Linked DNA regions of Homo sapiens: regions 1, 2 and 4 are each linked to region 3. A link is a loop called in an ENCODE intact Hi-C map of the cell type or tissue named here. Cell type or tissue: natural killer cell. All regions are shown on one strand. Each heading gives the region's core, and the rest is flanking DNA. Links, peaks and the distances in the headings are about the cores only. Region 1 overlaps PTCH1 (patched 1). Region 2 has its middle 96 kb from the start of HSD17B3-AS1. Region 3 overlaps ERCC6L2 (ERCC excision repair 6 like 2). Region 4 has its middle 150 kb from the start of ERCC6L2.

Evidence for each region. Peaks named below come from ENCODE experiments on the same cell type or tissue, not always from the same donor. Only the 100,000 strongest peaks of a DNase experiment are listed, where the experiment ranks them.
Region 1: a loop joins it to region 3, with 6 times the contacts of the local background. A loop is called at or near these places in 4 of 110 quality-filtered maps.
Region 2: it touches region 3 in a loop (8-fold over the local background); 2 of 110 quality-filtered maps call a loop at or near these places.
Region 4: it touches region 3 in a loop (4-fold over the local background); 5 of 110 quality-filtered maps call a loop at or near these places.

What each region holds. Positions count from the first base shown.
Region 1 is chr9:95,492,051-95,497,721 of GRCh38, reverse strand. The region is part of intron 2 of PTCH1 (patched 1); the gene reads left to right. Among named protein-coding and RNA genes, the nearest start is that of PTCH1, 14 kb to the left of the region's middle. RefSeq lists enhancers at 599-2,145, 2,906-3,125, 3,176-3,225, 2,562-3,301, 3,286-3,375 and 1 more. In natural killer cell, for the core only: no CTCF peak of the experiment used is centred there; DNase peaks (open chromatin) are centred at 2,451 and 3,081; H3K4me3 peaks cover 1,153 bases; H3K27ac peaks cover 3,123 bases.
Region 2 is chr9:96,147,649-96,153,319 of GRCh38, reverse strand. It overlaps the pseudogene EIF4BP3. Among named protein-coding and RNA genes, the nearest start is that of HSD17B3-AS1, 96 kb to the left of the region's middle. In natural killer cell, for the core only: no CTCF peak of the experiment used is centred there; DNase peaks (open chromatin) are centred at 2,929 and 3,599; H3K27me3 peaks cover 2,358 bases.
Region 3 is chr9:96,007,207-96,012,858 of GRCh38, reverse strand. ERCC6L2 (ERCC excision repair 6 like 2) reads right to left here. Exons shown (of 19, transcript NM_020207.7): 19 at 1-634. Among named protein-coding and RNA genes, the nearest start is that of LINC00092, 12 kb to the left of the region's middle. In natural killer cell, for the core only: no CTCF peak of the experiment used is centred there; DNase peaks (open chromatin) are centred at 2,618 and 2,968; H3K27ac peaks cover 3,550 bases.
Region 4 is chr9:95,724,269-95,729,939 of GRCh38, reverse strand. No RefSeq gene overlaps it. Among named protein-coding and RNA genes, the nearest start is that of ERCC6L2, 150 kb to the left of the region's middle. RefSeq lists an enhancer at 5,356-5,455. In natural killer cell, for the core only: a CTCF peak has its summit at 2,970 (motif pointing left); DNase peaks (open chromatin) are centred at 2,989 and 5,149; H3K27ac peaks cover 1,367 bases.

The DNA.
Region 1 (5,671 bases), core at 252-5,251, 520 kb after region 3:
TTGGGTCAGATAAGTTTATAAAATGTGGGACAGAATGGAGGGTGGGGAGAGACAGGAAGAGCGCTCTTGTCACAGCAGCATCTTTAAGTTGCATGAGCATCCTGTTATTCATTTGCTGGTGGTTAAATGGAAAGGTGAGTGGAAGCGAGGCGGAGAGAGCCCGAGCCTCCAAGATGACCTCCTCCGTGAGAGGAAGCCCTCCCGGGTGGGTGCACCTTCCAAGCCTGGAAAAGCTGATGGGTTGCAAAGCCAGTCTGGTGTTCTGTGGCACTGAGGGATGTAGCCCACGATATGTTCTGAAGTAAATGGCTTTCCAGTTTTCTCCTGCTTTCTGCATTTCTGAAGTAAGAAGTCTGCTAATGATGATTGTTCGGAGCTGAGAAAGTCACTGGCACTTTGGGCCACCCTCCGGTATAACGTGTCGTACGATGCTGCCAGCAATGACAGGAAATTGGAGTACCCAAATATTACCTATCCTTCCAGATAGCCTAACATGAAGCAGCCCTGAGAGTGACTACACTCAGGGTTTTTAAAAATTAATACGAACATGTTTTGTGAGTTAGGAAGAAATAGGATTTCAGTTTGAATTTGCGGAATTGTTGAAATACCTGCGCCAATATTCTCCTGATTAAGAAATTTATTCTACAGAGTGATCTGAGAAAACGGCTTTAAGAAATAGTGATGATAAAAACAGGAATTTTGAGATGAAGGAAAATGTAGGCTTCTTGACTCCCTCTTTCTCCTCCCACCGCTGTTTTTTTTCCTTTTGTGAATTCTTCCACATTCCCACCCCCACTCCCTGATTTCCTCTGCTCCTTTACTGGGAAACCAGCAACCTTCACAAAATAGACTCAAACATCACACAGCCTCTTTTTAAATAGAGGCTTTCTAAGAGAAAATAACAAAAGAATTTTTCCTAGCTGCCTAAGAAATTCTTTCTTCTTACTTTATTTTCCTCATGAGATTTACACATTGTTGTAATAAGTAAAAAATGATAAATATGATACCATCATTTTGGTCTACACATGATCCAGAAAAAAAAATTGCACATGTTTAATACCTTGCTTAATTGCAAACAAAGCTTGCAATTTGAGAGAATTGGGATTAGGGCTAAATATCTATTAACTGCTCTTTCTAGAGATTTGGGGACTAGGATGACCCTTTTTTTTTTCTTTTTTTTTTTTAATAGGCTACAGTTTCACATGGCTCCCAAAAGAAATCTCTCTCCCTTTTTGTTTCCCACACCAATTGATTTATCATTTTGCTTGCAAGCAGATCCAGAATGTTAGGGCAAGAACACACTCACTTTTTTCTCGTAACTTTTTTGTTGCGGACCGAAACCAGTTGACTTGAATAAATTTTTCTGAGGCCTGAATGTAGCCAGCAACGTGGAAAAATCTTGCCATTCAGGGCCGTCTGAATGTACATTTCAGCCACACAGTAAGCTGCATTGGGAGGCGCTGGACTGCTAAATGCAACCATTTTTCGCAGCAGCGAGTTAGACAGGTGATTAGCATAATTAGCACCGAGCAGCTATACATATGGTAATGCTGAGTGTGTAAATGCCAGCTGCGGTGTAAAATTTATGTCAGGGGTCGGCAGGGCTGTGCGAAAGTATTGTGTTCCAGCTGCAGGTCAGGGCCGCCAAAGCTTACCTCCTTTTCTCTTGTTGGTGAATACGCCAAACAGAAGAGAAAGACAGAAATATAACAGATACGGCTTTGATGGGACAGCCCAGTTCTGTGCAAGAGGGACTGCTCTATAAAACACACACACTCACACACACTTGCAGAAATCCCATTACTTTCTGTAGAAATCGTGTGTGTACTTCATGCAGGGTCCAGATGAGTGGGGCCGGGATGGAGGTAGGTAAATGATTCCCTGGGAGGAAAAAATTCAGTCATTGAAGTTTTAAAAGGAGTTAAAAGTTCTGTTTTGTTTTTCTTCCCACCCATCCTTTTACCCCCCACACCATTCCCTCCACCACTCTCCTGCCCACATTGTCTTATTTCACATTAGATGGGGGGATATCCTTGCTGGATGGGATAGCATTGGTCCTTTAGAAGAGGAGGAACTAACCGTTCTGGAGGTGTTAGCCTTGAACAAAATATAAGGTTTCAGCAGTGCAACTCTTCCCAAACTGCTTGACTAGCTTTAGAAAGGGGCTAAAAAAAGCTTTTGTGGGCTTTTTGTTCTTCCTCTGGGTAGCTATACTTACTCGCCTACCTATACTTACTCCCCCTACCTCCACTGTCAGACCCACCAAATTCTTTATAGATTTAAAAAAAAAAAAAGAATCACATGGGTTTCTTGTTTGAAAGGATAGTCTTGAATGGCTCACATACTTTGAAATGCATGATGCGGGAATTTATTGCTATGATGAGTTTATACATTTTGCACTTGAGGTATTTTCTCTGCCACGCCCCCACCTCCACCCTTCCGTTTTTTGGTTGGTGGCTATAAGAAGTGGTGGTGTTGACAGAATATAGTTCACACCATGCTGACCCGGTGATGAAACTTCCTCACGGCACCAGGGGGTCCTTATGTACTGGCCCCTAATCCAGCTAATCCTGATGGCAACAAAATCATGAAAGTGGCCCCCAGTGACGTGAGTCTCCCTGCACAGATGCAGAGGGAAGGAACAGTGCAGGAGATAAATGAGGCCAGCGTGGTATTCACCGGAGGCCAGGGAGCCTGCGTGCGAAGGTGGAGACTCGCATTGTCTTCTCCCCCATGTCGGCTCAAGTGGGAGGCCAATGAAGAGAGGCCCAGGCTGGATAATGGCAAGAAGACTGTTCAGAGCTGAGAGGTGATGTCAGCCCCACAGAAGCTGAGAGAAGGAAACTGGGGTTAATGTTATGCAATGCCTTGAGTGCTGTGATGGAGAGCCTGCCGTGGAAGCACTTGGGTTTTGTTGTTGTTGTTGGGTTTCTTTCTGTTTCTATTTTTTTAATGAAGACTTCAGGAGGTTTCAACTAAGCTTGATGAAAACACGCTGTGTTGGTTCCTGGGTTCTGCTGCCTGCTGCTGCTGGAGTGTGGCCTCTGAGCCAGCGCGCGCTCGTCATCACACCTCTGGGCCCGCCCACTTCCTGCAGAGCGACGGGACCTGGGTGTGCATCTGCCTGCCTGTTGCGCTTGAGCGGCCTGGTTGCACCTGAGGTTGTGGTAGAACCTGGGACAGTTCCCAGCTTGGAAAGTACGCTGTTCCGGATGGAAGACATTTCCGCCTGTGCTCTGCAGGAAGTCAGCAACGTTCTTGGGCCTGTCTCAGGTGGCGCGGTGCACAGCCCTCATTTGCCAGTGTGGCAAGTAACCAATGAAGAAGGGGCCTCCTGGCAGATGCAGCGTCGTCTCGGGAACTCGTGGCTCCTTGGGAGCTGGTGGGAGCTGCGACAGGCAGCAGGTCCAGCGTGGGCAGAGTGCCGGGCTGACCTGATTGCATCTGACAGGGCGAGCAGGTCTGCGTCAGGGAAAGCCATTCAGAGGGAGCAGCCTGGGCAAGGCTGATAACAGATGGCACTGCCAGCAGCTGGTGGGGGCGGGGAAGCTTGCTTCCGGCGCATGCGCGTTGCAGAACCCCGCGCGAGCGCCTGCGCACTACCTGCGCCCAGCCTGCCACATGCCCCGTGCGGTCCCGTGCGGTTCCGTGGGCAGGTGGGGGTGTCCTTTTCTCGTTATGCTTTGGTGGTTGACCTCTCACTGGGCTCACTTCATGAAGGCACATTCTCTTTGGGCTGATTGTAGCGTTTTTCCCATGGCAACACGCAGGGGCACAATCTCATAAGGAAAAAAACGGCCCAGAAACTTGGACAGCGGTTGGCTCCTCCTGAATAAAAGAGATGGGTGGGAGAGGACTAAAATTCACAGCCCGTGAATTTTCAGCCAATTGCTCACATTACTGAATTTTCTTTTTTTTTTGTTTTTCGATTATAAAAAAGAGGCAGTGCTAATAATTTTGCAGTTACACCCGCTTAGAGATTTGTACTTTTTCGGCCTCACAGTAAGTAAATGCAACATTGAAAGGAGGACCTGAGCAACTAAAAGAAAAAGAAAATCTCTCTAGAGGCTGTTAGATAATTCATGGGATTAATCAAATGCAAATGCAACGCTTGCATATACACAGACCCTATTTTCCTAATTGGACTCTGAGTGGGTACTTTTCAGGCTGAAAGGGTCATTTGTTTTGACTGATTGACTTTTTGAGGCTTTGGGGGGAATTAATAACTTATACAGATGACTGCCTGTTCCCAAGGCTCTGTATTGAGACTGCGCATTCATTTATTCATTCAGCACACTTGGTGTGCCATGCCCCTGGTGCCCCTCTGCGTCCCTCACATACGGAGGTGCATGGGCAGGACTTGAATTTTGTGGAAAATAACTTCGGTTGGTCCCTCAGATCATCTTTATGTGGATCACAATAAGCTTTTGCTAAAAGGTTTTTGTGTGAATGACACAGAAGTTTCTTAAGCTCTGTGCAGAAGGCTGTGCTGAGGAGGGGCACAGCAGGGAAGCGTGATGAGGGAAACATCTCTTGTCTACAGTGGATTGGAATCATATTGGCCTAGAAGTATGGGCCTCTGGGTCAGCTGGCATCCCACCTGAGCTAGCTAGCCTTTCTTCACTTTGGAAAGTTAAGCCTGGCTTGATTTGGGGATGAGAGGATCAGCAGAGCTTGATCAAAAACTTATTTGCAGAAGTGATGCTTCTTTTGCCTTTCAAAGAATTGGCTTAAGCCTTGGATTTCTGGAGAATAAGATGGCAGAATTTGCAGGTAAAGAGGCTTAGGGCTGCATGTTCTCTGTGTGCCTTCATCTGCCCCCTCTAAGACAGGACTCTCTGGGGACCAGAAGGAAAATGAGGCCTGTCCACTGTGACCCAGGGAGCCCTACTGAAAAAAATGCATCTCCTCACTGGCTGAGAAAAGTCTTTGATGCAACATGGTTGTACTTTAAATAAAAATACGGATTATTGTCATATTTCACGCATTCTAAAATTCTAGCTGTGAGCGTAATACAGGTTGAGTATCCCTTATACAAAATGTTTGGGACCAGAAGTGTATGGGATTTTGGATTTTTTTAAGGGGGGGTGATATTCACACATAAGCATGATGAGAAAGCTTGAGGATGGGACCCAACTCTAAACATGAAATTTGTTTATGTTTCAACTACTTTATGCATCTAGCCTGAAGGGAATTTTATACGATATTTTAAGATAATTGTGTGCCTGAAACAATGTTGGTGTATATTGAACTGTCTGAAAGCAAAGATGTCACTATCTCAGCCACCCATGTGGACAATCTGGTTGTGTGGCATTCCCATCCTTCCTGACTTAAAATTTATATGCTGCCGATAAGCAATCATTTTCTTAAACTAATTCACACCTACGTACTTACCAGTAAAAAAACCACGACATTCCATTAATGCAGTGAAAAAAATAATGTGTTCAGGGTACCCAAGCAGCACAATAGCATCACCAGATACCTGCATCAGTGGCTAAACAACAGCAGCTTCCGGTCTCCACCTGCAATGCTGTGTTTTCACTGAGAGGTTACTGTACACCATGTTTTATTTTTTTAGGTGAGAAGAAACATCAGAAGCAGTTGAAGGATCAGGGAGTGGGTTGTGTAGGGGCGAGGAGACATCTGCTGGATGGCTTTTCAGAATGTTTCC
Region 2 (5,671 bases), core at 441-5,440, 140 kb before region 3:
AGCATGGGCTTTTCATTATGGCCAAGGTAGGTGAAAGGCCACAGGAATAGCCAGGCACTGAGCCTCGATATGAGCACACCACGTGGCATGGGAAATAAGAGAGTGGAAGTTTAGCATCAGGCAGAGCGGGATGTGGATTCCAGTGCTGCCACTCTCTAGCCTTGGACCTCGGGCCTGTGCGGCACAGAGTTGTTGCCTACCCGGCAAGACTGTGTCAAAGAACAAATGGAGAAGCATGGTATCCATGACCCCCAGCGGCAGCTCTGTGAGTGTCACAGATCAGTCACATCAGGGGTATGGTCACAGCTTGCAAATTTGACTCTCCATAGTGGGCAAGGGAAGAGCTAGGGAAGAGACAAAGTCAAAAACGTGGGCAGTTCCCACGTGTTTACCTGTCCCGTTCAATCAAGGCAACTTGAAAGTCTCTGTGTTTATTCATCTTGCACTCAACAAACTTGTATGTGGGGACTGAGCAGCTGCTGTTCCCCAAAGAATCTTGGTTCCCACCCCCTCATAGTGTGAGGGTCTCACCATTCCAGGTGTGCTTCTAAACTTCAAAGCTCCTGAGAATCTCAGTTCCCTCCCACTCATAGTGTGAGAGTCTCACCATGCCAAGTGTTATTCTAAACTTTAAAGCCCCTGAGAATCTCAATTCCCACCCCTCATAGTGTGAGAGTTTCACCATGCCAAGTGTGATTCTAAAGTTTTGTTTGTTTTGTTTTGTTTTTGAGACAGAGTCTTGCTCTGTCACCAGGCTGGAGTGCAATGACACCATCTTGGCTCACTGCAACCTCCGCCTCCAGGTTCAAGCGAGTAGCTGGGACTATAGGCGCAAGCCACCACGCCTGGCTAATTTTTCGTATTTTAGTAGAGACGGAGTTTCACCATGTTGGCCAGGATGGTCTCGATCTCCTGATCTCGTGATTTGCCTGCCTCGGCCTCCCAAAATGCTGGGATTACAGGCATGAGCCACCGCGCCCGGCGGTGTGGCTCTAAACTTTAAAGCTCCTGAGAATCTCAGTTCCCATCCCTTATAGTGTGAGGGTCTCACCGTGCCAAGTGTCACTCTAAACTTTAAAGTTCGGTATGGTTCATACCTCGTGCCTCTTACCTGCAGCCCAATTACTTCACCAGGGGCTCAACTGAAGAATTAGTGATGAATGGTCATTATGACCCTGTGCAATTTTTGTTATTTATTCACAAACCAAAGAAATGCAAAATGATAAAAAGAAGATACAGTGTTTCCCTATGACATTGGCAGAGACCTTTGAAAAAATACCCAGGGTCTGACAAGAGTGTGGGGAAAAACATTAATTCATTGCTGATTATATAACTAGGATTTTCTGGAAGACACAATAATAGGTATAAAAAACCACAAAAACGTTCAGACCTTTTGATGCCATAATTCTACCACTTAAAACATTTTTCAAGGGGATTATTAAATAGGGTTGCTTTCTAATTAAGAAAGCTCATTGCAAGATACTGTATAAGACCAAAGATTGCAAACAACTTAAATGCTCAGCAATATAGGATTGGCTGATGGAATCATTTGTTCAGCAAATACCACTGAGCACCCTACTGGAGTGCCTGCTGTGCTCTGACCATGCTTTGGGAATAAATATTCTTCTCAGACGTGTGCTCAAAATACACAGTGTGACCCAATGTCGAATGTACAAGTGTGTAAACTGATATTTGACCAAAGACAAATATTGCCAGCTTAGAACTTCTGGGTTTCATGGATACATCTGAAATTTCATTTAAGAATTTTTTTGTTTTGTTTTGTTTTGTTTTTTTAGACAGAGTGTTGCCCTGTTGCCTAGGCTGGAGTGCAGTGGCATGATCTTGGCTCACTGCAGCCCCCGCCTCCCTGGTTCAAGCGAGTCTCCTGCCTCAGCCTCAAGAGTAGCTGGGATTACAGGCGTGCACCACCATGTCCAGCTAATTTTTGTATTTTAGTAGAAATGGGATTTCACCATGTTGGCCAGCCTGGTCTCGAACTCCTGACCTAGTGATCCACCCTGGGCCTCCCAAAGGGTAGGGATTACAGCCTTGAGCCACTGCACCTGGCCTTATTTAAGAATTTAAATCATGTTTCAGTTTTCATTTAAGAACTTTAGTAGTTAAAATTGTATCTGATTTTTTGTTTTTAAATTGATGCATAAGACATGCATATTTTAGGGATACAAGTGGTAATTTTATATATTTGTGTAATTCATACAGATCGAATCAGTGTACTTGGAATATCCATGCCTTAAATATGTATTTTTCCTTGATGCCAGAAACATTTGAATTAGTCTCTTCTAGCTATATGGAAATGTATCTAGATTATTGTGGACTGTAGTCACCCTACTGATCTATCAAACAGCAGGTCTTATTTCCTCTATCAGACCAGAGGTTTGTACCCAGCAGTGACATTTTAAAGCTTAATATTTATAGTGTGATAACAGTGACCTCTCAGCACCGTCACCGGGCAGGGTGCTCCTGTGGTCACTGTTTTCAGATCTGCAGTGGAAACAAAAGTCCATTTCCAAGAAACCAGTGGGGCCGTACAATATGCTTTGGTAGCTAGCTTAGTCAGCACCAGATTCCGCAGAAGATGCTGGTGCCTGAAGCAGATCAATGGGACGGGTGCCACGGTGGGTTACCGTGTAAGAAGTAAATGTAGCATGTGAGTCAGCTTTCCTTCCTTTAAGCCAGTGGTTCTAGGGGTGATTCTGCCCCCCCAGGTGACATTAGGCAATGTCTGGAAATTGGGGGAGTGTTGGGACCAACATCTACTGGGTTGAGGTCAAGGGTGCTGCTAGCTTTTTATGATGCACAGGACACTCAGCCCCTTACAACAAAGAACCACCTAGTCCAAAATGTCAATAGTGCCAACCACAGTAGAGAAACGCTGCTCTAAACATAGACACAGTAGTCTCCCTAGCTGTGGTTTTGCTTTCAGCCGTTTCAGTTACCCACAGTCAACTGTGGTCTGAAAATCGGTGAGTACAGTACAATAAGATACTTTGGGAGAGAGAGAGAGACCACATTTACATAACTTTTATTACAGATACTTTTATCATTGTTCTATTTTATTATTAGGTATTGTTGTTAATCTCTTAGTGTCTTAGCCTTAATTCATAAGTTAAGCTTTTTCATAGGTATTTATGTACAAGGAAAAATGTAGTACAGTTGTTCGTCTGTATACCTGAGTTCTCACCCCTTGAACACTGTATTCTTGGTCCTGGTTTCGTTAAAAGAGTCTAGGTATTACTGCAAGGGTCTGGTGAGGGCTAGACAAACATCCCTGCAGAAGGATCGGTATCACAGGGACACTAACCCAAGAGGCCAAGTCTGTCCTGGCGTCAGGAAGGGTCCCACTGGGGAGAAACAAATGGTTTCACACTTCAAACGTTTTCAAGTGGGAACGTGAACCACCCGTGCTGTCTGACAACCTGTGTTGTATATGTAGGGTCCATACTATCTGCAGTTTCAGGCATCCATAGGGGGTCTTGGATTGTTCCCGCAGATAACGGGGGACTATTGCAATTGCTAACATCAAGTGTTCTCCTTTCCCTACCACCTGGACTTGAAGATGGGGTTGCAGGAAATGCAGCAGCCCCGGAAACAGAAGCTGCGTGCTCTGCTCGAGGAGCCTTCTGGACGCTTCAGCAGCAGTCTTCAGATTGCTGCCTTTCCTCAGTCATCTTCATTTCCAATAATTTGCATGCATTTGAGGGAAAAATTGTCCTCAAGTGTTGGATCTAAAAATTAACAGTGGAGCACTGGAATAGGCTTTTAAGCTAACACTGTGTCTCTAAATGTCCATGCTCCTCAGCGCTCCTTGCAAGCAAGTTAATCCCAGCACCTTTCCGGCTAGGAAAATAGGAGGGTCTAAAGCAGGCTGAAGAAGAAAATAAGTGCTTGCCTCCCAAAGTCCATGGAGTAGGTCACTTCTTCAGCACATTCCAGCAAATGAGCTGCGTTCTCTGCAAGCAATCTTATGCCAAATTGGCATTGCTTCCCACATGGTACAATTTTAAGACTTTTTTTGTTCTTCAAGCAGCCTTTGAACACGGAATAGCTACTGTTCCAGTTTATTGGAACATTTTGTAAAATTACATGATAAGCCGGTTCCAAAATCTTTTCTATGTCATGTAGTTTATCTTTGGATAAAAAAGAATGATGAAAGCAGCCCACTTGCTGGAGATTACAGGCAGCAATTCTGTGCCATTATTGCTTTCTCAACACACAGCTGAAGAGTGTGAACAAATCATAGGACGCTTGTGATTCCCAAGTCACTTGTAGCCATCACCATGTTTGTTCCATTGCTGGAGACAATTGCCCAACACTTTACTTGATGGACTTTTCATTTCATAAATATTTCTCCAATAAGATTCCTTTTACTGGGAAGAACCAAAGCCTCTTGGCAGCAAAATAAAGATGAGCGCACTCAGCCTCACCATTAATCCACCAGGCTGTCAAACTGATGGAAAGAATACAAAAGCAGCACATTTAATAACACCATTAAACTTTGTGCATGCAGCAGCATGTCATGCAGGAAGAAAGCATTTCGATAACATGGTTTCTGGAAAGAACTTTGTACCTGATCACTTGAGTAAATTACAAAAGTTCTTTGTCTTCATCCACTGAATACAGTTGTCAGTGGGTAACATTTTGAGAAGCTTTTTGTTCAAACATTTGGTTTCCACAGAACTGAAATGTGTTTTGAAAGAATTCATGTGAATTCTATTGTTTTGAATTTGGCTAGTGAAAATGTACATTGTGGGTGCCACGTTTTTCCTGAGTACCTCTTCATCCTTTTATACCCTTTGTTATAACTGGATCAATCATAATTTTCCAGGTATCTGTTGCGATTATTTTGGACTTATTTTCCTCCTTATGAAATTTTGAGGTGACAAAGATGATATGCTGCTTGCCATTTATAGATAAGAATATCTAAATCAGGGGTGTCCAATCTTTTGTCTTCCTTGGGCCACATTGGAAGGAGAATTGTCTTGGGCCACATATAAAATACTCTAACACTAATGATAGCTGATGAGCTTAAAAAATCGTAAACAAATCTCATAATGTTTTAAGAAAGTTTACGAATTTGTGTTGCACCACTTTCAAAGCCGTCCTGGGCCACATGCAACCTGCTGGCTGTGGGTTGGAAAAGCTTGATCTAAGCAGAATATTTTCTTGAAAGACTAATGGCCTATGTGAAATTAAGGAACTGAAAATTAAATGTAGATCTTAAAGTTTGTTTAAGTTAATATTATCAATGCACCCATTCAAATAATTCATCAAATATTAGAATTATAGTATAATCTAGTGATTATTTTCCTCCGTATTACTGAAATTTTTTTTTTTTCAGGAGATGGTGAATTTTATTTTGTCTTGTCTGGATAGAGGTTTTGATTTGCTCTCGAATGTTCCAGGGTGGAGAGAAACTAGGAGAAAAGCACAGGATGTAGAGGTCTATTCGGCATAATCTTCTCCCTCATTTTCATCTTCACCATCAACAGAGAGAGCAGCATACTTGCTTGCAGAACTGAACTTGGAAGCTGGATTTTCCTCAGGTTTCTTTGGCTCAGGTGCAGATCTGGAGTCTTGATCCTTTTTGCCATCTTTCCTATCTGACTCCTTCCAGTGGTCTTTGTTCCCTCCATCTCCTGGACCACGGCTA
Region 3 (5,652 bases), core at 26-5,025:
TATCACAGAAGTATTTTCCAGCACTGGATTTTCTATCTTTTTGTTTTCCAATTTGAGAAGGGGTTCTTTTCTTGAAATGCCCGTTCTTGTGAGGTCCTGTTGGTCTTTCATGGTATTTTCTAACCTTCTCTCACGTGTTTCAGACTCACTGTTCAGAGAACGGGATGTCACAGTATCTTCGGATGCCTGGCTGTTTTTCCCACTGTCAATCTCTTGAGTAGAACTAACAGGTGATTTCTTAGTTTCTGCATCATTAAAAAACACCTCTTCTCTATAGGAAATATGATTCTGAAACTTAACTGATTTTCTTTTATATGTTTTTAGGCTGCAAACTTGAGAAATTTTGTTGGTAGAATCTTTAAATGACAAGGTTTCAGAATCTGACAGCCTTGGTTTTATAAGAGATTCTCTTTTATCAGATTTCTTCCGGGTGCGCTGCTCTCCTTTCTCAAAGGAAGAATTGTTGAATTGTGACACAGAATCCACAAAAAATTCTTTTACCTCTGGATATTGAGAAGCATAAAAGTCTCTTAGCATTTTCTGTCGTTCTTCTGATGTGGCATTGGTTATATGTTTAGCAAATTCGTTTACAGAAGACGAGTTAAAATAAGAGGCCATTTCTTCAAATTGTTTTCTAAAGATTAAATGAACAAAACTAGTGGTTATTTTCATTACATTTTATTTTGAAAGAACTCATCACCAGTAAGAGGAAATGTAGAGTCCACAGAAGGTAATCTTGTTCCTTTAGCATACGTCTGCTGAATTCCACAATGAAAACGCATTTTATCCTAGTAGAGTGAGGCCTCTACCCTTATGCTACTGAGAAAAGTATTTTAGCTCACAAAATCACCAGCTTTGTAAGTTATTTTGATTTATGCTATTATATTAGGTATTTCCTGGGAATTATGGAGGCCCAGCATGCTACTCCTCCTTTGAGCCAATTTATGACTGACATGAGGATCATGATTTATAGACTCTGTACTTGAAAATCTATATTGTATTCAAGTCTCATGAAATGAAATTGTCAAAGAATCTTAACGAAAAGAGCAAATTCTGAAAAATTAAGAAAGACATTTTTTTCCCTTCCCTCTCCTTTTCCCCTTCTTTTACAAATACAACATAGAAATCGCACAAGACTTTTTGATGAGCCCAAAGGAAAGTTCTAAACTGATAAACCTAGACTATTTTTTCCCCAGTTGGCATGGACACCTAAGCTAAGGAGTGAGATGCTATTAGAAGAAATGTGTTGTATTCTTAGTGTAAGATACTAATAAAAGCTGTTGTATGCATGTATGAGGAAATGGGCCTTCAAGAACCTTGGTAAGATAGAGGCAGAAAGATTTAGGGACCTGGGCAATGAGCCCTGCTCCTTTCCCTAAATGAGGGTGCCATGGACTAAACTGTGCCCCTCCCCCAAATCATGCAGAAGCCCCCTAACCCAGGACGTAACAGTATTTGGAGTTAGAGCCTTCAGGAGGTAATTAAGGTTAAATGAAGTCATACGGGTGGGACCCTGATCCAACAGGATTAGTGTCCTTAGAAGAGATGCCAGAGAACCCACACAGTTTCTTTCTCTTCTGTCTCTTCCTCTCTGCCATGTAAGGATACAGGGAGATGGTGGCCACCTGCCAGCCAGGAAGAGGGCCCTCACCAGAAACTGAATCAGCTAACTTCTTGTTGTTGGCCATCCAGCCTCCAGAACTGTGGACACGAATTTCTGTTGTTTAAGCCACCCAGTCTATAGTATTTTGTTATGGCAATCCAAGCAGACTAAGACAATGGGTATTGCTTTGCTGATGATGAGTTTGGGCCATGAGATAGAACAGCTCAATGTTTATAAATACTCCTTTGAACAAAAGTCATAGATAGTGAGTGCAGCAGCACTTGATTAAAAGTCCTAAAGTTTTAGAAATTATATTTTACACCATAGTTCCTTAAAACATTCATTTATTTATTCACTTAACAAATATTTATAGAGCCTGTTATGTGCTAAGCACTATAGCAGGAACTATATAACAGCAAATAAGACTCCGTTTCCTATCTTCAAGGAGTTTACAGTTTACTTGGGCTAGACAAATGCATGAAAATCAAAGTAGAATAGAGTGATAAACCCATAATGTAAATTTACCATGAGGTAAATATGGGGCACTACTGGCATTCATAGAAAGGGAACCTAGGTCAGTGATTGGTGGTAGGCAAGGTGGATAGAAAGGGTGTCTCTTCCTGACAAGTCAGTCAGGTAATGATGAGTGAGGAAGTCTCCCAGGGGGAGAGGGTGCATGTACAGGCTCAGGTCCAAGATGACCTGGTTCACAGAGGGGCAGGAGAAACTGCAAGGAAGAGGCTAAAAATCATAGGGGGTCCGTAGGCCAAGTTTAGAAGTTTGAATTTTATCCTATGCAAAACAGAGAATCCTTAGCATTAAAAAAATTACTTTTAATGTATGTTAGTAGGAGCTTCAATGCCACTTTTCTTTCTGCCACGTAGACCAGGTTACATAGTTTGTGTTTCCTTTGCTTTTAGGGGCAGACCATAAAGCACACTCACAACTTTCTTTTGTGGCTTCAGATGGGCCTGTGGCTTCTAGTCCTCACTACACTGTCTTGTTAACTTCCCGAAATCCAGATACTATACATGCTTGATCAACAGCCACTTTCATCTCCAACAGAATATTTAGTAACACATACACATGACTCCAACTTTCTGTCCTGGAAATTGCCAATGTTCTTGTTGGAAAGTAACAAGCATGTTCTTAAGAGGTTCCAGTTTTCACTTCACATGAAGTAATGAGATATTATTCTGTCTATTTTTCATCTTCAAATCCATTTTCATGGCCCTTCTATTAAATATTTGTGTTTGTAAAGATTAAGTGATTGGCAAGGTTACAAGCTGATGTCTTTTATTTATCCAAGGCTTGGTGGTGTCTCAGCAACTGCCAAAGTAACTTCACCTCTGCTGTGCTGAAACCACGACCTCACCCGTGACCCTGTGAGCTGTCACCTCTGGGAGGAGAGCTGCTTCTAACCTCATTTTATCTGAGTAGTCTGCAAGTACACTATGCCACATGGTTGCTGCTTACAGGATAAGCTATAATTATCATTCACTTTATTTCTGCCTTTTAACTGGCTTTCCTAATTCTGGGCCTTCAGAATTTTCTCTAAGAATTTAAGGAACTGCAGGGTACAAACAGGGGGCATAAGCCAGCCAGTTTGTGAAGAAAAGTTAGTTAACTAGAGTAGACTTCCATAACCCACTTAGGGAAAGGGGGAAAAAAAGAAACCAAAGATATGTATCTTTCAGCAAGTGTATCAAAAGCAGTTATGTATCATGGATACAATTCAAAATCCTCTCTCTTTCTGGAGGAAGGGAGGTGGAACACACCTAAATTCATCTTCTGTCTGCCTAAGCTTCCGGAAGGAGAGGAGGACTGAACACTTCATTCAGATGATCATGTGACTGCAGTAGAGGGAGGTGCAGTCTTGATTCTGATTGACTAGGACAGTTAATGGAAAAGAGGGTGGTAAAATGTACATGGTTGGACAGTTTTACTTCTACATCCCTAATTGGTAACCAAAGCCAATAAGGCACATAGTGATTGAAACACTTGAACATGCCACTAGAACTCAACGAAGCTGACGAGTCTGTCATCGCTCTGCCCACGGCTCAAGATGCGTATGCAGCATGCTGTACAGCATTGTGTCCATTCCAAAAGCAAACTCCCCGACCACAGCAGGTGCTGTATCAGTCACTTTCACAATGCTGATTGCAACATCTGATCTGGTGCCGGAGCTGAAGGATTTCATCAGGCTGGACAGATCAATTGTTGGAGAGAAAGGCAAAATAAAAATAGCACCATGGTGCATACCTGACTGGAAAAATGGGTAATGTTACCACCAAGTGCAAGGCTGTGAAGGCTGCTTTCTCGCTTATCTATAATGCTGTGTGCAAACCCAGCTGTAACCTGATGCAGCAGATAAACAAAAGATTCAGTGCTCTACTCTCAGCTGTCAAGCCAGGAGGCACCACAACCTCTGTCAAACTCAACCCAGCATGTGACTTCAACGAAGCCGCAGCATGACTAGCTAGCAAGGGTCTTGACATCAAGATAACACGATTACTCTTTCAACTTGGTACCGACCCTAACCTTGGGGTCACTGGGTGTGCCTTCATAAGTCAGTTTAAGCTCATCACAACCTTTTCTGAAATGACCTCATATGTTATAATGTGAAGTTTCATTGAGGAAGGATTCAATCATGCCTCACTGCTCCCTGGTGCAGGTTGTGACATAATGAAATTCATGAGCATTGAAGGACGACTCATTGAGAAACATGGGGAAGAACTTCCATTTCTTAGTCTTCTGACTCAGAGGGCACAAAGAATTAACACCTGCAAAGTTCCCTAATCTCTGTAAGGTCACAAATACATGGAAAAGAAAGCTAGATAATTCACTCAGAGACTACCAGTCAACAAAGGAGTCCCCCTCCAAACTTACTGATCATGAGGTTGAAGAGGCAGCTTCAAAACCACCTTTTAAGAAGGCACTGGTGAGCAAAGAAGATGAAAAAGGACTATAAGCAGCATACAATATATCTAGGGAAGATATTAAAGTTGCACTGACATTGAAGCCCAGAACAGAACAAACCAGTGTCCCAACATGGCTCTTGGAGGCGATCGAGAACAGAGAACGCATGCAAACTTAGGGAAAAAAAGGTATATGGTCAGTCTCCTGGCAAAATATTTGCCCAAAGTGAAAAGGCACACTCTGCAAAAATCCTTGTTGCCGATCTGTTCTGTGGGTAGGTACACTGTGTGGCAGTGTGGAAGGTGGTCACCTTTCTCTGCAACTGCAGAGAGCTGAGAGCCATACTCCAACCAGCCACGCCAGCACTCCAAAGAGCTGCGGGGCCAGCTCTTCCCTGGGCAGCTGAGGAACCAGCTGCCTGGGAGTCGCCAAACCCCTGCAGGAAGTACTTTGAACCCAGAGACATTTCCCACTGCCCCCAGAAGCCAGCAGGACCAGTCCAACCATGCCTCCCATCCCTGTTCACTTCTGTCATCCATTACCACTGGCCTCTCATCTCCTCCTACTGTACATCTTGATCTAATCCAATCCCTCACCCTTCCAAGCCATCCCTCCGTGCCCCTGGAACCAAGAGTCCCCCGAGTCTTCTGCTTCTATGCTGAATGGTCCTGTGCTCTGCTGATATTGCCTCTTCCCATGCGGCCCTTGCAAGGCAAGGCTCTTGCATCTCACAGCTCTCCAACCTCAGGGTTAGTGCTTCTAGACAATGCTGCTTCCAGACCATTCTTTTCTCAGAAAACTCCTTCCCCTCTTTAACATTTATGCCATCCAGCTAAACTGTTCTCTCCTCAATCTTCAGTGACCCCTTCATTGCTTCCTGCTAGCAGCTAAACTCTCAAGATCCTGGATTAATCTTGCTTCCCACCCCATCTCTTGCCATCATTCTTGATAACATCAATATCCATGTGGATGTCCCACCCATATCTGGCCCACCACTTTCTTTAGCTCACCTCCAAACTCATCTTAACTCCATGTTAGCCCCTACTCCCAAGTTTATAAATTGCCATTGTCATTACCATCAACAGCTCAACCTCCATGTCCCTGACTTAGTCATCTAAGGCTCCAGCTCA
Region 4 (5,671 bases), core at 476-5,475, 280 kb after region 3:
CACATCCTGCTGATTGGCCCATTTTACAGAGTGCTGATTGGTCCATTTTGCAGAGTGCTGATTGGTCCATTTTACATAACACTGATTGGTCCATTTTACAGAGTGCTGATTGGTGCATTACAATCCTCCAGCTTGACACAGAGTGCTGATTGGTGCATTTACAATCCTCCAGCTTGACACAGAGTGCTGATTGGTGAGTTTACAATCCTCTAGCTAGACAGAAAAGTTCTCCAAGTCCCCTCTCCACCCAGGAAATCCAGCTGGCTTCACCTCTCACTATTGCCCTCAAAGGCAAATATTTCCTCTCTGGTACTTCACAGAAAAAGATTTCCGACCTCTAGCTTATGTGATGGGGAGGCGTCTTTCTCAGCTCCTGCATTATGGTCCTGATGACTAGAGAGCAGAATGTCCTCCCACACACCGCATTGCCCCTCAGCCCTCACCTGGGCGCCCAGCATTTCCAAGCGGGCCTGTGGGGCATTTGCTGCCTCTGGCCTCTGGCCGAACCTGGCTCCTCTTTCCCCCGGGGTCTGCGGAAGGGCGGTGCGGGCCTCCCACGCGCACCCCCACGGAGTCCGGAGAAGGTGGAGACCCCAGGGAGGCCCCTGGGGACTGTGCCGTCCGCAGCGGCTCCTCCCCTCCTTGCAGCCCGCGGGACCCGGGCGGTGGAGGGGCCGGCAGTGAGCTGTCTCCAGCCCTACGGGCTCCCGCGGGGTCCTCTTCGGGACTCCTCTCCGGCTCCCGGAGGGTCCGGGCTGGCTTGGGGCGGGGCGGGCCCCGGGCCAGCCTGCGGGCGTCCTCCTCCTCCGCGATCACACACACTGTCACCGCGGAGGCTTAATTTCCTTCTCACTGTGTCCAGCCCACACACCAATGCAAAGTAGTCAGAAGCGCCCTTCTCCCCTCCCACGCAAATGAAGTCCTGTCCTGAGGGACACCTCAACGTCTCCCTTGGCCGAAAACAAGAGGCAGCTGCCCGCCTTCCTTGGTGCCCTGCTCCTTCACCGCACACGGGGACCTCGCCCGCTCTCCACCAGTGGGTTTGTGGGTGGTGGGTCTCATTCTCCAGGCTGCTGGGCCGGCGTGACCTTCGCTGGTCGCTTTCACTCGGCCCAGGTCGTTCTGTACCTCCACGTCCAGGAAACGGTCAGCAAGGAGCCTTCCTAGGTGACCGAAGGCCACCTTCATGTACCCCCTCTTCTAACGCCCACTCTTGGGAAGGTTATCCTGTCCATTACCAGTCCCCTTGACTTAAGCAGATGGCCCTGGCAAAAAATATAGAAGCGGATTTATGGATCATTGGCATGTAAGGACCTGGGACGATGGCTGAGCATGCAGGAAAATAATAATAACAGCTAACGTTTGCTCAAGGTTTACAGTGTCAGGCTTGACATATATTCTGTCACTTGATGCATAAAACAACTTTATGGTTGTAGGACCTAGCATTTTCCACAATCATAGGGAAATTCTTCAGAGACAGAGAGATTAAACGATATTCCAGGGTTGACTCAAACTCAGGCAATCTGACCGCCAATCACAGTTTTAAGCACCTGTGCTGTGCCTATCTTAATAGAGTCCTGTCGCAGGCTGCCGCTGCTGACGCACAGTGGTGCAGTTTTCCCAGGCAAACCTCATGAGTGCCTTTCAAAAGCTTTCGGCTTACCAGTTCCACATCTTGGAAATTTTCCAACCCAAATAATGAAAGGTATGGGTAAAGATGTGTGTGTAAGAATGTTCATAAAGTTTTTTTTAGTAATGTGAAAAATTAGTAACAACCTGAATATCCAACAATAGGGGACTAAGTATACTGTGGAATGTATTTCTGATAGACTATCACAAAAGCATTAACAATTATTTGTAAAAAATACTGAAATGGGATATTGTTTATATTGCTAAATGAATGTATCAGGTTATATAACAGTATTCCATAATTATAGGAAAATGCACATATAAATACAAAAAAGACTGGAAGATCATCATCATACCGAAAAATTGTTAACTGTGAGTTTTCTCTGGGTAGTGATATTTGGGGACTAATTTTAAAAAATGATGTTCTATCTCTTCCAAGTTTTCTGAACTATAATTAGAAAAAAAATCAATAAAAATCTTTATACGTATAATTGAGATAGAGGTCCATTCTCACATCTCTCACACCAAAAAGGATTACTCTATCACTTACTTTCACTTCCATGTAACTTACAACAAAGTGTGGAAAATGAAAGTCTCTGGATTCTATGTGGGCAATTGTCTTTTTTCCTCAACTCTGAAAGCATAGAAATAGATCTCTCATTGGTTAAAATAACTTTATAGTTGGGGTTGAAGAATAAAATCAAATAGCCTCCACCACCAAAGACAAAATGTCACCCATCTACTCTGGCCTAGCTCAGCCAGAACTGCCATTACTCAAAACTAGCTTCATCTACTTACACAAAATGCAATATATGCAAAAAGAGAGAAGCACTTCAGAAGAAATGCCCCTGTTTCTCTAGTGTTTATTTCAACAATAAATATCAGTGCTACCAAGCTAGATCTCATGAGGAAAAGCTGTAAACACAAATGGTTGCAAAGGTGTCCTTTGAGAAGATTGAGAGCTCGGAGTAGAGCTGGCAGAAAAAGGAGGAGGAGGAGGAGGATGAGACCAGGAAGAGGAAAGAGAAGGGGGGTGGGGAGAAGTGGAGGATCTGAGGATATAGGGGCCCAGGCTGGATTCCTGCAAGGGAGCTGAACTGATCTTGAGACCTTCCAAAGCTCTAGCACCTCACCTCCTGCACCAACAGCAGCATCATGTGGGAGCTTGATAGAAATGTAGACTCTGAGGCCTCGCCCAAGACCTACTGGATCAGAATCTCCACAAAACCACCAGGTTATTCATATGCCCATTAAAGTTAGAGAGACACTAACCTTGTATTTTGTCCAAAGCCCATGGCTATTTTGGAATTATTTAGACAAGATTGAGACTGTCTCCCATCTCTCTTTAGTGACCCCTAGTGGTAAACCCAAAAGGAACAAGATCTATATTACAGGATGACTGAATTTTGGTCTCCAACCTAAACCAACAACTGTCCAACCTTCAGCCGGTTGACCTATCCAAGGTCCAAGCACTTGGAAGATTAGGATCCTAGTTGGCCATCCTGGTTTAGAAAATCTTATGTAGTCCAATCCAAGCTGGAGTGTTTTTCTGCATATTGCTGCTGTTGGAACTCAAAGACAATGTTCCTGAGTGAGATTATTCTCTGTGTCTGAAAAACACTGATCCAGGTAACTTGGGATCTCTTGATAGAAGACATATCAAGATGGGCTATTACTCATGTTACTAAGTATACCTCATGTGCTTCCTCTCGGACTAGCCCTCATTGAGAAAGCTTTAGCTAAAAAAAGAAAAAAAAAGTGATGTTTCCTTGTTGCAGGCTGCTCAGGGTTCAACTGGACTTTCAATTTATATTGGGGTTTGAGTTTTGTAAGAAAAGTGGAAAAATTCAGGGCATTGTAGAGGTGAAAGAACTACCCTAGACATCATTTAGAACACTACCCAAAGTGTGTTTCACCTGTAGAATATTACTAGAAGTTACAAATAAGGGTTCCAGAGTCAAACTAGTTTGAGAAACACTGGATTGAACAAAGTTGGAAAGTTTGTTTTTTTACTGCAGGACATCTCAGGACTTTTATTCAGGTGCCTTGTAAATTCCTCGAGTTATTCTCTCATAGAAAACACACACACTTTTTTTGGACTCCTGGGGAAATATGATCTACGGAGCCTCAGGGCTGTGAAATATCTCAGTATCTCACCCCCAGTCATTCTTAGAGCAGCACCCAAGCCCCCTGATCCTCCATCCGTTTCTCTGCGTGCTGTGTTATGCTGCACCGTAAAATTGATTCCCATTCTTTTCAACTCTGGTCTTATCCGTCAACCCATCCACCATTTTGTGCTCTATGGATAAATGTAGCAATGTGCAGGAGGAAAAGCAGGAATAAAAGAAGGGGAAGGATAAATTAGAGGAAAAAAGAAGAGAAGGTACAAGGAGAACTTTGCACTCATGTAGAAGTGGGAACTTGAAAATAAAACAACAAAATGGTGACCTGATTGTCTTCCATGCTTTCCTTATCAAGCAGAGAACTGGTGAATTGGTCACAGTGATCATTCACATCGGACCATTAATGCGCTGGCTCAAGTGGTCCAAATTACTACCCCATGTTGATGGACACATAACACCCATTCCTTCAATTAGTGGGCAGGTTACAGACAGCTTCCATATACATCCCCGCTGGGCTCTTCACGACTCTTGGCAGTGTGTCTTTAGTGGTGGGGTCTGTGCTCTTCAAAGGGAGTCCATCTACCATAAGCATTTTCCAGGGGAACGTTTGGTTATTGAAAACACCATGTTGTCTGGCATTTATGCCTTTTCCACCAAATGATTTTGGGTTTGCCCCACTGGGGGCTGGATTATTCCATTGTCAACCTATGTGGTTCTAGGTTCGAGTTGGCAAAAGTGACTCTGCATGATATTTAGGAGGCAGAAGAGAAACCACAGCCACTATGTCCTGAAGGTCATTGTTGAGTGTGGGGCCAGAAGTGCTAGAGAGTTCCAGTGTGTCCTCACCCCTTCCCACTCCATACCCAGCTGTCCTTCCAACCAGCAGCGCTGCTGCCCAATGGTAATGCCAGCCCCCCACCAGAGGCACTGCTGTGGCCTGACACAGGCAGTAGCTTCAAAGAGCCAATGACCTTTGGACTGATATCAACCCCTTGTCAACTTCTCAGTGCAGATGCTCCATGTGCTTCGATTCAAGACTTCCTGCAAACTCTGACTCAGTCACCAGCACCAGGGCTGCCTAATGACTTTTCTCCAAATATTAAACGCCCATTTTCAGGCGCTTGCTTCCTTCCCCATCTTTGCCCACAAGGTCTAATATCTATATTAAATGTTTAGTTCTAAAATATTCATAGTGAGTCTGCTTCTCTGAGCCCTGTCTGATACACCTATGAACTCTGGCTGTTATGTTCTTCTGCTCACAGTCTGGGGTTTCCTGTTGAGACATCCTAATATCGGATTCTGGTTGTACCTCACTCGGCTTTCCTTTGGGCAGATGGTGCCCAGAGTGAAAGAAGCGTTCACTGCTCTTTGAACTACTGCTCTTTTATCTTTATTTCCCTTTACTTTTGCTTTGATCCTCCTGTCCAGGAAGTGGCATCTTTAGACACCGCTTCCTGCCACAAGCCCAAGACTTACTCTATTTCTCACTCTCTCACCAGTGTTTGACAAAGGTTGCTAGTCATAAAGAAAGCAGGTCACTGAATGCTATATTTATACTACTACAGAATTTAAGGCAGTATGAAGAAGGCTTTGCTTTATGTGGCTGGAAACTTAAAGTCTGGGTTTGTAGTGGAAATAAAGATAAAAGAGCAGTAGTTCAAAGAGCAGTGATCTTTCTTGTTGGAGCCATGAGAACAATTAATTATAGGTTGTAGGTTAGCCTGGTTTGGGTGCTAATTTCTAGCTCATAGTCATATGTGAACGCTTCTTTTCAATCTCAGTACGGTGGCGGAATGCTAGTTTCTAAACATCCTTGGGATGATCATATGGTCATAAAATCCTTGGCAATAAATAAGTGCTCTGATCTTTTTAGAGTTAATGCACTGTATACAATGTGTTTTAAAGGAGGGGGGATATGG